Regions from separate parts of the Homo sapiens genome. Here region 1 is linked to region 2. A link is a contact called in ENCODE Hi-C or POLR2A ChIA-PET data. All regions are on one chromosome and are shown on one strand. The core of a region is the stretch at or near the end of the contact, and the rest is flanking DNA. Distances in the headings are between cores, read along the strand shown.

Region 1 (4,355 bases), core at 675-3,174, 480 kb after region 2:
CCCCACCTCAGACCAAGTAAATCAGAGGCTCTGAGGGTGGCGCCTGGACATCCCTGTCTTTTAAAACCCCCCAGGTGATTATGATATGCAGGTTGGGTTGAGAGTGATTGCAGTAAAGCAGTATTCATGGAAGGAAAGAAATTCTCCACACTTTCACCAGTGGTTTTCTCTGGTAGAGGAGTTATGGGGTGGGTTGAAATCTGTGCCTTAATTATTTGTGAGTTATCCACGGTTTTGCAGGGAGCATAGGAGCTATGATGAGAACAGGGGTCTCTTCCAGCAGGTAAAAATGGACAGTGCTGGAGACCCAAGTCGAATCTCTTCTCTGCAACACTCTTCCCTGCCTGCCTTCTTGTCCCCAGTCCTTGGGATTCTGTTAATTTGGGGATTTATTTCATGCTCTTGGTGATGAGGCCATTATGCCTATTCAGATTGTTTATCAGAAAAGCCAACAACCAAAAACAACCTATTTGAGACAAAGTGGGAGGCCCAGCATGGCGCCCACTGCAATTGCTCATATGGGTGTGACCTGAGTTCACAGGGTCGCCAGAGTCTGGCAGCTTGGGATGCATGGTATGCAGAAGGCTGCTGGATCCTCTCTTATATGGGGGTTCCTGGCAGGCCGATCTGGCAGGCAGGTGTGTGAGTCCTGGCTGGGTTGGCTTTCCTCCCAGGACATCTGGGAGAAAGACCAGCATGGGAAGAAGGCAGTCAGGGCAGCAGTGACGGCCTCTGGGGCCCCTCCCCCTGCAGATTTGAGCAAAGCCTGAGCCACAGGTGGGCTCAGGGTAAAGACCAGGGTAGGAGTGTGCACTCAGCCATAATTGGCCGCCTTGTTGATGTATTGGGTCCAGTGAAGAGCCTCTGAGCAGAGGGATGCTGTGCCAAGTTTCATTTCTGGAGCTGTGGTGGCTCTAACTAGGAATCGAGCTTTTGCCCAGTCCTGACATCATTTGATCATTTAGCTCCGAGGAACCAGAGGCAGGAAGCATGCCACTAACCTTTTACTGCCTGTCACTGTTGAAGAGGAGGGGCAGGCCGCCCTGGGAAGGGGAGAATCAATCCACAACTTGCTTTTGTCGTTTGTTAAGTCTTCTCTCCCCGCATTTCAGGCTGAGGGGCCTGACCTTGCCACCTCAGAACCATGAGACAGGAGGATGCAGGAAGGGGAGATGCTCTGAGGGAATGTGGCAGCCCCCACCAGGCCCCGCTCCTCCCAGGAGATGGGTTTCTGGTGGACCTGGTAGTGTTTTACCTTGCCTTTACCTCACGTACCTCTGGATTCTGAATATTCTCCTCTGGTTCTTGTGCTCTCTGAATATTCTCCTCTTGGATTCGTGGTGTGGTCAACGACAAGGGTCACCTAGTCTATACTCCAGTTTCCTCTTGGGTTAAAATGGATAATCCTTTTTGAGATACTTCATCGAATGATAGTAAGGATAAAGTGAAATAACCTACAGGAATGGGTTTGGAAAGACAGTGGGAAAGTAATAGTAATGATAATAATGTCACTTTGAGAGCACATCCAGACACTCCTCTGTTCTTTTCCTCTCTGTTCCCAGCTGGGCAGGTGAGCAGCTTACACCAAATGGGAAAGCCAATACTTTCTACAGCCGACTGCGTGCCTCTGCCTTCCCCGCCCACATCAGGAGAGGGTCCCAAACCCTCCCTCTCTGCAAATGCCCACTTCCCTCATGTCCTCTCAATCCCACCTACACCCACCCTAGTTCTCCAGACCCCTAAGGAAGGGTACTTTATCATTAGGCCAACTAATTGTTCATCTGTGCTTCAGTGGGTGTGGTGGGGGAGCTAGAAAGCTGATCAGCCGTGCCAAAGAGTAAATCAATGGATCGTAGCCAAGTCAGGACAGGTGACCCTGACAGGTGTGTGCAGCAGAATCGGATCCTCAAGCCAGAGCCTGCTGGGAAGCATGAAGGATTTGGCATCACCAAGGAGGAATGTCGCAGGTTTGAATAAGGATTCAGAGGTTTAATCAGCAAAGCTATTTAGGTCCCAGTGAGTCTAACTGTGAGAATTATTTTGAGCTTCACCCTGTTCCAGAAATTTTGGGTTCGCTAAGCAAGATGGTATTTGGCAGCAGCAACCTGGAAAAGAGTGAGGACTTGCCATAGAAGCCTCTGGGATTAGAGGAATTTGCAGAGCCTCAGAGCCCAAGGCTGGCGCCCAGTAATTTTTGTGGGACATGGTCTCAGAACTCTAGCTTCTGACGATTTGCTTTTAAAAGTCCAATCTGTCTGCCTTTCTCCTTAAGGCAATCTGTCCTGAATTCAAGATATTCTGTGTCTGCTTGTCTTTGTCCATTTTGTCACCTTGAGACATGGCTGCAGCCTCAGGTACCTCCTGGCACATAAGCAGGTGCTAAACCAATATTGATTGAATCGAAGGAGGCTAGCACGTTGGAGGGAATGTGTTGCCTTCTGTGTAAAGAGCCCTCCTTTCCCCAGAGCTGGCATCTCTGCTATGGAGGCTGCCACCCACCAGCTCAGGGCAGAGAGCTGAGCTCGGCCGACCTCCATTCGTCAGCACGGCGCCACATTTGGGTAGCACCTGCTTCCCCGCCGTCCTGATTTAGAGGAGCCTGGATTCAGGTTTCTGTTGTAAACTCTATTTTTAACTAAACCGAGTGGAGATCAGGCTGAGATGGCTGTAACTTATGGGCATGAGGTGACCAATGCAAAGGTAACAGGATGCATTCTCACTGGAACTGCTGTGCAAGTGTGGACGTGCCCGACAACTCCGTCTGAGGATCCCACATGGGCACAGTGACCTGGGATGGAGCAGGAGTGCCCCCTCGTAGAGTCCAGATGCACATGTCCAATGGGAAGGCGAGGGCAGTCTCCTAGAATGCCTCTGTGGTGGGCGGTACGGTGTTCATGGGGACCACTTGTCAGTGTCTGCCCTTATTTGTCAGCATTGGTTACTAGTTATTGTAAAGATATTGCCTTACATTTATATTTCCCAAATGCATTGATCCCTATAATGACCTTGAAAAGCAATAATAGCGTTATAATAATATGTAATAATAGTATTAATGACCAGCAACTTCTGCTTATTGATCCCTTAGGATGTGTCGTGCTCTGTGCCAAGTGCCCTCCTACATTATCACTCATTAATAAACCAGGTGGGGAGGCTGTTACTGGGATTTCCATTTTTCAGATTCATTCATTCATTTGACAAATTTTTATTGAGAATAAGTTCTAGGCACAGGGAATTCAGCAGTGAACCACCCAGGCTGAAATCTCTGCCCTCAATGAGGAAGCTGAGCCTGTTGAGGTCACCTGAGTTGCTCAGGGTGATAGAGCCCATAGAGTGAGGCTGGGGATCAACCCCCATCACTCCAGACCTGCTGAGTTCCTGGGCCACCACATTTATCAGCAAGGATAACCGACCAGCCATTGGCCTCTATTATATGGCAGCTTATCCAGGGCTGTGTTAACACTAAGCCTTCCATTTATTTTGGTTGATCTTCCAGGGGCTGATGGAGGAGTGACAGGCTTTAGGGACAGACAGACCTGGGCTTACATCCCAGCTCAGCGACTCCCTGATGGAAGGAGGGCATGGACAGTGACTTGACTTTGCTGAGCATCTGATTCCTCATTTGTCTAACTGGGATAACATTACTTGCCTTGAGGGCGAGGGCAGGCTAGAAGGATTAGATATCATCATATGAAGGGGTTGAGTAGGACTTATAAGCCAAGTACGTGGTGGTGGTTGTGACGATAATGATGACAACCTAATAAGAAGGAAAAGCCAGGCGGGGAAAGGAATATGGCTCATCCTAGAGGAGAACAAGTCAGGAGGTAGCTCTACCCCTCCCTCCCTGGGCTAGGATTTGTCAGTCCCAGGTTGGGAAAGGAACTCCAGCCCCTGCACATCTGTGTCTCCCCAGCCCCACCCCTCATATCCTCCATCCTAGCCCCAGCAATGCCGCTGCTCCTCTGGGGAAAGCTAATGGCCAAGGCATTACTTAACTCCTGGCTTTTCTCCAGCCTTTGCTGAGGCCTCCACCACTGCCAGCTTCTCTCTCGTCACTATTTGGTTATGTTCCTTTACAAGCCAATGAAATAAAATAAGAAAGTCCATTATACCTCTGGTTGGCAGAAAACCAGGAGCTAAGAACCAGAGTGCAAAGGCCCTCATGAGTCTGTAGCACAGGCCATTGGATGGGGATGTCTTCCTTCAGAAGGATGGTGCATGGGCGGGGCAGGGCGGAGAAGCCAGCCCATGGGCCAGTCCACAGAGCCCAGGTCAAGGATGCAATTCTGGGTCCTGTGTCCCCATGGTTGAGCCTCTGGTGGCCACCCCCAGTCTCTCCTAGAAGGTTTCCAGCCTGG
Region 2 (4,701 bases), core at 103-2,602:
TGTTACTTGGTCCTTCACCCACCTGATGACTTCCTACAGATCTCAGTGCGGCCCTTCTCTTAAACGAGGTTGTGTTTTCATTCTGCTGTTTCCAGTCCACCTAAATGTTAGGGGCCATTCTTCACAGAAGGTGTTGGGGGAGAGTGGGGCCACAGCGTGGATGCTAACGTGTTCTGTTGTGGCAGGGGTGGGGAGTTCTTTGTTTCCAGATGCCCCCTCTTCTAGTCCTGGGTGTGCTTTGTTTGAACCCTGCTAGATTGACCTTTGGTATATATAATGTGAGATCTCTTTTCTTGGAGCCAGGCAGCATAAAGGACACTTACTGATGAGCACCTACTGGCATATTAGTGGCTTTTTTTTTTCTGTGTCATTTTTATTCTCTGTCAGCCCTATGAGGTTAGTACAGTGATTAGTTTGTGGGTGAAGAAACAAGATCCGAGTAGAGTAAACTGGTCCCTGGACACAGCAAGGGCTGGACTGGCTTGGACCTGGGCTGGGGCGTGCTCCCCACCTCCTCCTCTGCCCCTGCCGCCCCCCATGCTCATTGGTTGTTGCTTATTTACTGCCCCTTTATCACCACATCCTCATTCAGGAAACTAAACTGGGTTTTACAAAGATTAAAATCATTGATCCCACATATGGAGTCTGACTTAAGTGTGTTCAGCCTCGTTACAACTCTGTGAGGGAGATATTCCCTATTACAGAACATCTTCATTTTATGGGAAACTGAAGTACAGGATCCTACTCTTAACTCTCTTGTCTTTCCAAAGCCATATTTTATCATCAGAATTATGCAACCATCGGGTGCTTTTGAAATGCACAAGTAATGACTATGAATAAAAAAAGCTGTGCCTGAGGGCTCAGGGAAACTGCTCTGAAGACTGAGCTGATTGAAAAAGACAATCCTGAAGTCACTAATTTCCCGACACCTGTCAGACCTCACTTGGAGGTCACAGACCATCTCCTGGCCCTCCAAAGGCTGTCACCCAGCAGTAGCTGGCCTCCTGATTAGAGGAGGCAGTAAGATCTTTTCAAGCACAGCCCCAGCCCCCATCCCTTCTCTGGCCTGGGCCTGGATGTGCCTTTGTGAGGTTGGGTCGATGACAGATCTGAAGGACAGTTCAGTCTTCTGTACACTCCTTCTTGCCCCTCCTTTCTGCCACTCCCAAGAAAAAGGAGCAGGAGTGATTCTCACTTTCCTGAACTGCCTTGGAGGGAGACCCACACTCAGCTGTGCCTTTAGCTGTCTCTGGGAGAAAAGGCCGTGCTGCAAATAACCTCCCTGCTTTGTCCTTTGGCTTTGGTGTGGCTCACCTGGCCAAGCATGTGCTGGTGCTATTTTTAGCAGGTGGCATCCTTTAGGAGGGCCAAGTGCATGTGGCTGCAGTGTACGGGACAGGTCCTGGTGCCAAAGCTGCTGCTGTCTCTGCTGCCACCGCCTCGTCAGGAGAGAGAGGAGAATAAAGCCACCCTGGAAGCTGCCAAGGGGTGTGTGGAGGGGGTGGCTGCTTAAGAGGTCTCCAGGGCTGCCTTTTCTATTCTGGATCTGTGGCAGGGGCCCAGCCTGCCTCCTGGTGCAGGCAGGCATGTGACTGAGGCAGCCCGGGGAGCTGGGGAGCTGGGGAGCTAGGTGTCAGACTGCTGCCTGGGGAGTGAGGACCCCTTGTTGCCCCAGCAGGCAATTTTTCAGGAAACCACATAACCCCATTAAAAACATTATTTATTTATTTATTTATTTATTTAGAGATGAGGTCTTGCTTTGTCACCCAGGCTAGAGTACAGTGGCTCGATCATAGCTCACTGCTGCCTTGAATTCCTGGGTTCAAGGGATCCTCCTGCCTCAGCCTCCCAAGTACCCGGGACTATAGGTGCACATCATGATGCCTGGCTAGTTAAAAAAATTTTTTTTGTAGTGATGGGGTCTCATCACCTTGCCCAGACCCATTTCAAGACTCCTAGGCTCAAGTGATCATTCCATGTTGGTCTCCCAAAGTGCTGAGATTACAGGTGTGAGCCACCGTGCCTGGCCCCATAACTTCATTTTTGTGTGAAGTTGCCCAGCCTAAAGGCTGGCCACTAAATGGACACTTAAAAACTCTCTAATAGTGTGGATTGGTGGGCAGTCTGATTCCTCTGGCTTAAACCAAAATGCAAACATGAAAGGAGGCATGGCCATAGACCCCCGGTGAGAATTCTTTACTGTGATGACACAGAAGCTGAAGAGGGATGAAAAAGCAGTTTGACCAGCAAGCTTGCTGGTTCCCTAGGCCACCCTTTCTTCTCTCCTTTTCAGTTCCTCCTTCCCTCTAACTTGGAGCTGCTAACTCCAGCCCATCTAACTGTTTCTGATTAAGAAAGCTTCAAGCCTTATAAGGCCCTCTGTTGCCTATGGTTTATGTTGGCTGGAGAGCAAGGTTGTTTTTTGCAAAGTCTGATTCAAAGAAGTGGCAAGGGCTTACGTAGGCTGTGTGTGTCCGCCTCCTGGGGCTGGACTGCCTTATTGGAACAGGTTCCTTTGAGGGAGCCTGAGAGTAAGGGGGGCTTATTATCCCTTACCCTTAGTGGTGGCTCTGTAAGGCTAATGTGTGGTGTGGCCACAGGGCTTCCTGGCAAGTGTATTCGCTGAGAACTTAAAGGTAAAAGCAAGCCCCTGTTTACCTACACAGTGTACCTGTCATGCTACCAGCCACAGAGGCATCCTGTTTCAGGAATCAAGTCTGGAAGCAGCTTCTGCTTATTAATTAAGAACTAAAGCCCCTTGGCTCTTCAGGCACATCGCTTTCCCCTCTGGAGAAAGTTTGGTGGACCGTGTCCCTTGGGGTTCTTGCGAGTCCGACTGGCCTTCCGCGCAGTGATGTTGGAGAGCCCTTTTTCTGAGAGCCATGCTCTGCCTCATCTTCACCTCCCCTCTTGCTACCTCTTGAGTCAGCCAAGCCTGTTCCTGCCTTAGGACTTTGGCACATGTTCTTCCTGCCTGGAACTTTCTCCCCGCTCTCCTCCTGCTTCCCCCCAGATCTTGGCACAGTTCTCAAGTGTTCCAGTTCTGATGCCACCTCTTCCAAGAGGCATTCCCGCCTCATTCTGTCTGCAGCTTCCCCTTCCAAGTGCTCCATCCAGCCTTTCTCATTTCAACCACAGCACACAGAAAAGGACTAGGTGACCGTTCCTCAACTCTCCCAGCTGGTGCCCTGCTACACGCACAGGGATATAGGTAATTCATCACATGCAAGGGCAGCCTTAGGGCTCAGTTCTCTCAATCAGTTGAGAGAGGCTGCAGGTCTTTATATTTAAGTCGCGGAATCTTTGCAGTATCTTACCTGTAATTTGACTCTCTACCCTTCCTTCCACCTTTGCTTCCTGAGGGATCTCTTTGCCTTATGTGCCCAGCGAACTTGGCTCACAGTGCGTGTTAAACTCTTTGTTAAATGACTGGCCCTGAGAGGTCCAGCCATCTGATGCTGGCTAGCCCTCAATGCCTTGCTTCCAGAGGGATCTAACCTGTCAATAAGCATGCTCTCTTTTTGATATTACTATTATGTCAGCTGGGCAGCTGGGGGTCTCTGAAGCAAAATTGGCATCAATTATTATAGGAAAATAAGGCCTTACAAGTTTGTACACAGATGAGTTGACATTAATGCAAATTTAGGATGGTTAATAAGAAACATAAAGCTGTGTGGTAATAGAGCATGCATTGCTACTTGTATGTATCTTAATAACGTGTTTTCTATCAAAACATTACTTGTAGAAAGGATTTGGCTTTTGACTGTGTACAAGGCTTGAAAGGACAGTCCTTTGCCCACTGCCCCCCACCCCCATTACTTTCAATTCTTCCAGCTGTCCCCACCATTGTCAGTAGTATTATTTTCTTTCTTTTTAAGGATTATTATCTGATTTGTTTTTCTGCTGTGGGAGATAGGATTTAGCTCGTTCCTATGCTTTTTTCTTCCCTCATCATCCCAGTGTAGAGATAGCCCAAGTTTTGGTCAAGTTGATCTTCAGAATATACATTATTATAATATGAACCTTGTTTATGGCTGCAAGGTTTTTAGTTTCCCATATTTCTTCTTTTCCTTCATTTTCTTCTTCTCCTCTCCTAGTTAATTTCCTTAGTTTCTTTTGCTTAATTTTCTGTCTCTCTCACCAGTTCCCTGACCACCTCGCAGCCTCCACCATTGCTGTGGAATGCCTGTCATTGGGGGAAAGTGGCTCTCACTGTGGCTCCACATACCAGGTACTCGCAACGGTTCCACGTTTCTCCTGGGCGCATCCCTTTTCCCTGGCTCTGCTTCCCCTTCAGCCTTGGAATTCCCTCTCCCCTTCTCTTGTCTCGTTTCTGGATCCAGTGCCCCTCCTTTCTTGGTTGATTTCCTTGTCTTGGGGGAGCCCATCGTTCAGTAGCTTGCTGAGAAGGTGTGCGTGGTTTGTGGCCCACAAGAAGCCAGCCGATCCATGCAGGGACAGGCACCTTTGAAGGCATGGATTGGGCCTTCAGTTGGGTGGCTGAAGTCAGCAGACAACTAGGCCTGTGGAGCCCTTCCGCCAGGCCAGGCCAGCAGAAGGTCTGGCTTCACTTTTTAGAGAAGTTATAAATGTGGCGATCTGGATTTGGGTACCAGGGAGTGGTGAAAATGGGTCCCCCCCAACTTTTTTTTTTTTTTTTTTTTTTTAAAGACAGGTCTCACTGTCCCCCAGGCTGGAGTG

What was found. A loop is a pair of places that touch in the nucleus more often than their neighbours do. ChIA-PET counts read pairs that join two places held with the same protein, here RNA polymerase II (POLR2A). Pooled maps may share reads with other maps.
Region 1: a pooled map shows a loop between it and region 2 (10-fold over the local background). The contact joins two enhancer-like sites. A Hi-C loop is called at or near these places in 1 of 168 maps with a recorded cell type or tissue (gastrocnemius medialis) and 3 of 50 pooled maps. POLR2A ChIA-PET finds 5 or more read pairs at or near these places in 1 of 52 experiments (common myeloid progenitor, CD34-positive).

What each region holds. Positions count from the first base shown.
Region 1 is chr17:57,570,232-57,574,586 of GRCh38, forward strand. The region is part of intron 7 of MSI2 (musashi RNA binding protein 2); the gene reads left to right. LOC107984993 (a long non-coding RNA gene) reads left to right here. Exons shown (of 2, transcript XR_001752947.3): 2 at 1-4,355. Among named protein-coding and RNA genes, the nearest start is that of MSI2-AS1, 36 kb to the right of the region's middle. Within about 2 kb of position 1,925, at least 4 of the 41 ENCODE cell types and tissues checked have a DNase peak (open chromatin) inside an H3K27ac peak, as active enhancers do; they include gastrocnemius medialis, where a contact is called at or near this core.
Region 2 is chr17:57,089,964-57,094,664 of GRCh38, forward strand. The region is part of intron 1 of AKAP1 (A-kinase anchoring protein 1); the gene reads left to right. Among named protein-coding and RNA genes, the nearest start is that of AKAP1, 7.1 kb to the left of the region's middle. RefSeq lists enhancers at 1,449-1,998, 2,921-3,420. Within about 2 kb of position 1,353, at least 17 of the 41 ENCODE cell types and tissues checked have a DNase peak (open chromatin) inside an H3K27ac peak, as active enhancers do; they include gastrocnemius medialis, where a contact is called at or near this core.